2 separate regions of the Homo sapiens genome follow, and region 1 is linked to region 2. A link is a contact called in ENCODE Hi-C data. All regions are on one chromosome and are shown on one strand. The core of a region is the stretch at or near the end of the contact, and the rest is flanking DNA. Distances in the headings are between cores, read along the strand shown.

Region 1 (3,267 bases), core at 147-2,646, 1.5 Mb before region 2:
AGTGATGTGTTTCTCAGCCACAGTTCCACTAGTTTCAAGAACAATTATATCAGTCCCGTTATCAGAACCCAAGAATCAAGAGAGTCACCGGTTAACCTCTGATAAATTTCCTTGTGCGTTACGAATTTAGTATTCCCCCTCTTCCTGAAGCTAAACATCCCCACTATGTGATAGGATATTTACTGTTTTGTACTTATCACTAATTCTCGTTTCTACATCTCCTCACCCGTTTTTACGGGTGTATTTGTCCTCAAATTATAATCAGGCATGACCTTAGAGATCTAGAGCTCGTTATAAAGCTAACATTACGTTCAGTTCTCGTGCTAAACTAGCTTTTTCTCACTGTTGATCCCAGGGCCACCAACATCAGAATCGCTTGAAATTACTACCTCCCATTTCGGTATCTGGAGGTGGGGTCTGCTCATCTATTTTAACATAGTGAGTCTATGCATATTGCAGTTTTGCAGCAGCGTGCGTAGAAGCAGAAAATAAAAAGTTCCATGTAGTAGTTTTAAATAGTTCTCTGAGTTTCCTCGTCTGTCTCTCCGCGCCTGAACTTTCTTTCGCAGTAGGTGCGCAATACATATTTACGAATAAGCGTCACACCATGCAAAAAAAAAAACTTCCAGAGGGCCCAGCTGGTTTATGCTGCGTGGAACTGGAAAGTTTAGTTACTGTGACGTTAAGAATGTGTTTCGGGGGCGAGGGGAGGACGCTTTTTGCAGGTTTTGATGGCTTGCCTGGGGAGAAAGAGGTGAAGGTCGGACAAAGAGTGGAGCAAAACACGTAGCCCTCCGGGCTCCTGCGCTAAGTTCTAAAGGTGCCGCCCACACGCGGGGAAACACCGCCGGGCGTCTCCCGCCGCAGAAGGGAATCGCCCCAGGGATTAGGAGGCCACAGCACGAGTTAAGAAACACAACCCAACCACGCAGACGGGGTCGCAGCGTTACCGGGTTGCGACAGGTCTTGGAGCGCGGGTGACATGTTGTCGAGTCTCCTCCTTGCGCAGAGGGCGCGGCAGAGAAGACGTGCTCTCCACAGGTGACGACGGCCAAGGGCCACGCCAGCCAGCGCCAGGCGAGCCTGCCACACAAGGCCCGGGTCTTTTGACGCCTCCCGTTGGCTCGCGTCGCGGGGGGACTGCGGACCCCGAAAGCCCGCAGCGCCCTAGGGCCTCTCTCGGGGCTGGGCGCGGCAACTGCTGGAGCACGTGCTTTCTTCCCGGGTACCCGGCCAGTCCTTGGTGTCGGCCTAGCAGCCAGACACGCGCGGCCAGAGGCGGAGTCGCGGGACGGCACGGAAAAGGACCCAAGAGAAAACCGGCAGAGGAGGACGACGTGACATCCGGCTCTGAGCCCCGCAGACATTTAGAACCTTTCAGAGCGCGGTTAGTTCTGCGCTCAATCTATCCTCGGCGTGGGAGGTCCCGCCCCTTCCGGCCTGTGATTGGTCTGCCCGAGCTCCTCGCAGCCGCATTGGCTGTCAATATCAACCAATCACCTGCTGTTTAGCCCCGGGGCTCTCTGGGAGATGTAGTCCCGCTCCCCAGTTTCCCGCGGGAGCTTTTCGCGTCTCTGTGTGCCCAGGATCCGGAAGTGTAAGCCTAAGTGGCCCCTCTAAGGAAAAGTCACAGCGCCAAGTTCGTGCTGATCTCGACACGCTGTGTGGTGTCGAGCCTGAAATTTTAGTTCCGTTTTGCTGTTGACTTGCGCTGGGCAAGACAGTTAACCTCTCAGTCTCCACACTCTACAAACAAGAATGATAGGATGGTAGTAATTAGAATTTTTTAGGGTTGTAGTAGGCGTTAAATGAGATCGTTTGACCGCGCTATGAAAACTCTGAATTACCATATGGGGGTGTTAATTGTAACTTATTGACAGTAAACATATATTGAGCACCTACTATGTGTCAGGCATTGGGGCACACACTTGGAATGCAAAATCAGACAAGCTACATCGCACCCTCACGTCCTTGGAGGAGGAACTCACAACCTAGTTAGATTAATAATTGAACAGGGAAAAAAGAACCACATACATTTTAAAAGAGCTAGAGTATTCAAAGGGGCCAGGGAAAGGTTTCAAAGAAGAATCTGGGTCCTGAAGGAAGAGTGGTACCAGGTAAGGTTGTTCCAGTCAGGAGAAGCTCCCTGTGTACAACACAGCACTTTAGGGAATTCTAAAATAAAGGGCAGCTCTGTAAGGCCGAGCATGGTAGATGTGAGAAAAAGCAAATTCATCTAGAAAAATCTCTGTAAGGCTGAGCATGGTAGATGTAAGGAAAAGCAAATGCATCCAGAAAAATAAAAACTATAACCAAATTATGACATTTACTAAGCTTTAAAAAAGGCACAAATTTGCATGCCATTCTCATTTTATTGTATGTAATTATACCTCAATTTTGAAGATTTGAAAAATTATTATAATGCGTATCACATTCTTACCAAGACCATCTTACCAAAGATGGTCTTACTTGGAAGGTGGGGGGAATGGAGTAGGTGAGAGAGAATGCAACAAAGAAGGGAGGGAGGAATGAGATGGCCCTAAATAGCCAAAAATCTTAAGATTATAAGGGCTAGGGTGAGAGTAGGTGAGGGATAAACGACTACACATTGGGTGCAGTGTCCACTGCCTAGGTGATGGGTGCACCAAACTCTCAAATCACCACTAAAGAACTTATTCATGTAACCAAACACCACCTGCTCCCCAAAAACCTATTGAAATAAATAAGTTAAAAAAAAAGAAGAAGAAAAGGAGGAAAGAAAAAAAAGCAAGGTCTTCTATGCTGAACTTATTAAATTATTTATCCAGGCTTGATAAATCATGATGGTTTTCTCATATTTATTATTATGTTTATTCATTTCTCAACTCCTGAGTTTTTATCTGCAAAAAAAGAAGTAGTGAAATTTAACTGTGTAAAGATGCACCTGTCTAAAAAAAAAAAAAAAAGATTATAAGGGCTAGTTGTTTGTTTGTTTGAGACGGAGTCTCACTCTGTCGCACAGTCTGGAGCGCACTGGCACGATCTTGGCTCAGCTCACTGCAACCTCCGCCTCCCGGGTTGAAGCTAGTTTTTTAATTATCATGTATCCCTCAAAGTTTGTTGACGTGTTTCTTGAAAAATGATCTTTCAGGCACCTAGTCGGCAACTGTCCCCCATTCACATTCTCTTACTGGAAATTCCAGGAGTTGTGTGCCAGTCCCTGTTTGATGCAAGTCATCAAAGTTTACTCTCTCAGCTAAAACTGACCAAATTCTGTATTTCTTAAAG
Region 2 (2,989 bases), core at 360-2,859:
AAGGATTCTACACACCGTGGCATATACTCTCACCCTCACCCGCCTTTGTTTTTCTTTTAAATCAAAGGATTTCCCAATTTATCACAGCTGGAAATTTCAGCTATCACATACTAAAGTTAAATGTAAAGAGGCATTAGTGTGTGTTACATGAACTCTACTAGTTTCCTTTTAGAGTGAAAAAACTACAGAATACCTCAGTGAGAGTCTGAAACTTCTCACTTTCAAAACTAAAAAGCTGCCAGAAATTTGTTCAAAGAGTGAATCCATAATCATTAATACAAACGCTCCATTCTTTTCACCATGTGAACTACTACGGCAATAGCCTCCTCGTCGGGTTCCCTGCATTTGCCTCTTTAACTCTTCTTTTTTTCGCTTCCTCTACTCTTCAGCCAGGGATGACATTCCAATCGGAGCCATCTCTCCCTTTTGATTGAGATTCCTTGGAAGATATCCCATTGCTATTAGGAGAAAACCAAAACTCCTTTACAAAGCCTAAAAGGTTCGACACTCCCCCTCATCCCATCTCTCCAGGCTCAGTTCTTCATATTGGAAAAGCTCCCTTCCGCCACAGGGCTTTCTGACAAGTTAGTCTTTTTGTCTGGAATGTCTTTTCCTTTTCTCTTTCCTTAGTTAACTCCTGCTAGCCCTTCAGCTCTCAGCTCGATCCTCACTTGCTCAGAAACCCTTCCTTTCCCTCCCTAAAGAAGCCAAATTCCCTCATTCTCCTATCACCGTGGAACTCTCCTCTGGGGCACTGCCACTGCGGTAATTTCACATCGTTTTGTTCAGCATCTGTCCGTCTCACCAGGCGCAGGTCTACGAAGGCAGAGGCCACCCCAGTGGTCGGCGCTCAACACCCATGAAGAAATGAAAGCGCCTTCTAACGCGTTAGACGATGAAACCAGGGCACACAACCTTGCGTCTAAGAAGTGAACATCCCATGCAAAAGACTTTTCAAAGGGAAGGGCCTGGTTTGAGAATGGCCAGAGACATACAAATGTGAAGCGCATACTGAATCCTTCCATTCATACTCCGGGAGAAAGACGATGGATCTGAAAGAAGCCGCCTGATATAAACAGGGAATTTCAATCACTTCGAGGCCGATTTTCCACAGCGGCTGGGCAGAGAACTGCAAACGTATACAGTGCTAGCACAGAGTCCGGAGGGGAAGAAACGGTGAGGTTTCTGCTTCCTCCTCGCTCAGATGCTCCCTTCCGCCCCACTTGGCCAACCCTTCCTCTCCCTCCTCGCTTAAAGCTAGGGGATGGAAAATTCATACACAATCCGGTTCAGCATCCGGGTCCTCACTCTCCTTTCTTTCTTTCCTCTGCCCCGCCTCCCAGCCTCCCCCGCCCTTCTTCCCATCCGGGTTCCCCCCAGCCGCCGCCACTGCCGCTCACAGTTCAACGATGATATCACGACTTTCACGCCGCCGGTCCGGGAGTAACTGTACCCCGCATCAACTTCCTATTTTATAATGTGGACTTAGGCTCTTCCCGATGCCTACATGAATCCTTCCCACTATTTCACCACAGAACTCTCCGCCCTCCTCAGCCGCCAGCGACACCGCATTAGTTGGTGCAAGAAAATGCGCCATCCCGGTCACACTGCGCAGGCGTCGTTGCCGCCTCCCTACTGCTTTGTTGCCCCGCCCCTTTCACCTCCCCCCCGCCCCCGCACCGGTCCACGCAGGCGCAGGGCATTGCGGGCCTTGCAGTTCTCGCGGACGAGGATTTGCGCGTTGGCCCCAGAGTATGGACTTTATTTCCCAGAAAGCCTTGAGGCGTAACTTTCTGTTTCCATAGAACTGGTGGGAAAATGGCGTCGTTGTTTGTATCCAGGGACCAATAGGAACAGTGTATAGGCGGGTTCTAAAGAACTTTAACCAATCCAAGGTCGTCTAAGAGGCCATCCGGGAAAGAGGTAGGGGAGGGGGGGAAAAAAAATCTAGGGGAGGGGAGAAAGGGGGGGAACCTAGAGTCGGTGGGGGGGAAGCGATGTTTGCCCGTCAGTCGAGTCCGGAGTGAGGAGCTCGGTCGCCGAAGCGGAGGGAGACTCTTGAGCTTCATCTTGCCGCCGCCACGGCCACCGCCTGGACCTTTGCCCGGAGGGAGCTGCAGAGGGTCCATCGCCGCCGTCCTCTGGAGGGCAGCGCGATTGGGGGCCCGGACCTCCAGTCCGGGGGGGATTTTTCGTCGTCCCCCTCCCCCCAACCAGGGAGCCCGAGCGGCCGCCAAACAAAGGTACCAGTCGCCGCCGCGGGAGGAGGAGGAGCCGGAGCCTCTGCCTCAGCAGCCGCTGGACCCGCCGCCCTTCTTCCCCATCTCTCCCCCGGGCCTGCTGGTTTTGGGGGGGAGAAGGAGAGAGGGGACTCTGGACGTGCCAGGGTCAGATCTCGCCTCCGAGGAAGGTAGGGATATTTTCTGGGGCTTTCGTGGTCTCCTAAGGGGGTTCTTTTGGGAGTCGCTGGGCCCGGCCAAGGAGCAGAGGAAGATCGCGGTGGTGGTCCCTGCGGCGCCCGAATTCGGGGCCTCGGCCTCCCGGGAACCCCCACCCCCCGCAGCCGCTGTGTCCGAGCCGCCCCCTGGCTGGGCGGCCGCACACTCAGCGGTTTAGCGGCCGCGGTCGGGGGCCCGGGCAGGGTGGGGGCCGTTCCGCCTCCGGGGCCCTCGGCCCTCACGTTGTCCCCGCGGCGGGGCCAGATGTTGATCTCGCTCCCACTTGTCGGGTCTGAGCCCGGAACGGGACGTGGGCAGGGGCTCTGTGGCGGGCCGGTCCTGCCCGCGGCCCACAGGCCCTCCTGGCCCCTCGGTGGCCCCCGGCCGGCCTCTCGCTCGGACGCGGCGCGTGGGGGCGCGGATTCGCTCGGCCGGGCGCCGAGGCCCTAGGGGAGAGCGGCCGGCCCTGCGCCGGACGCCGGGCTTGTTGTGAGTTTCTTCTCTGACAGAAATGGCGTCATTGTCGTAGACGGGAAACTCCGTCGGGTCTC

Evidence for each region. Hi-C counts contacts between places; a loop is a spot of excess contacts on that map. Pooled maps may share reads with other maps.
Region 1: a map of B cell shows a loop between it and region 2 (12-fold over the local background). The contact joins the promoter of MTR here to the promoter of GGPS1 in region 2. A Hi-C loop is called at or near these places in 3 of 168 maps with a recorded cell type or tissue (B cell and naive thymus-derived CD4-positive, alpha-beta T cell), 1 of 37 single-sample maps with no recorded cell type and 13 of 50 pooled maps.

Annotation. Positions count from the first base shown.
Region 1 is chr1:236,793,421-236,796,687 of GRCh38, reverse strand. MTR (5-methyltetrahydrofolate-homocysteine methyltransferase) reads right to left here and starts at 1,396. Exons shown (of 33, transcript NM_000254.3): 1 at 951-1,396. The coding sequence starts at 984. RefSeq lists enhancers at 791-980, 1,081-1,370.
Region 2 is chr1:235,327,190-235,330,178 of GRCh38, reverse strand. GGPS1 (geranylgeranyl diphosphate synthase 1) reads right to left here and starts at 1,609. Exons shown (of 4, transcript NM_004837.4): 1 at 1,401-1,609. It overlaps ARID4B (AT-rich interaction domain 4B), which reads left to right and starts at 2,000. Exons shown (of 24, transcript NM_016374.6): 1 at 2,000-2,410. RefSeq lists enhancers at 810-959, 1,460-1,549, 1,790-1,849, 2,586-2,989 and silencers at 2,330-2,379, 2,550-2,779, 2,790-2,879.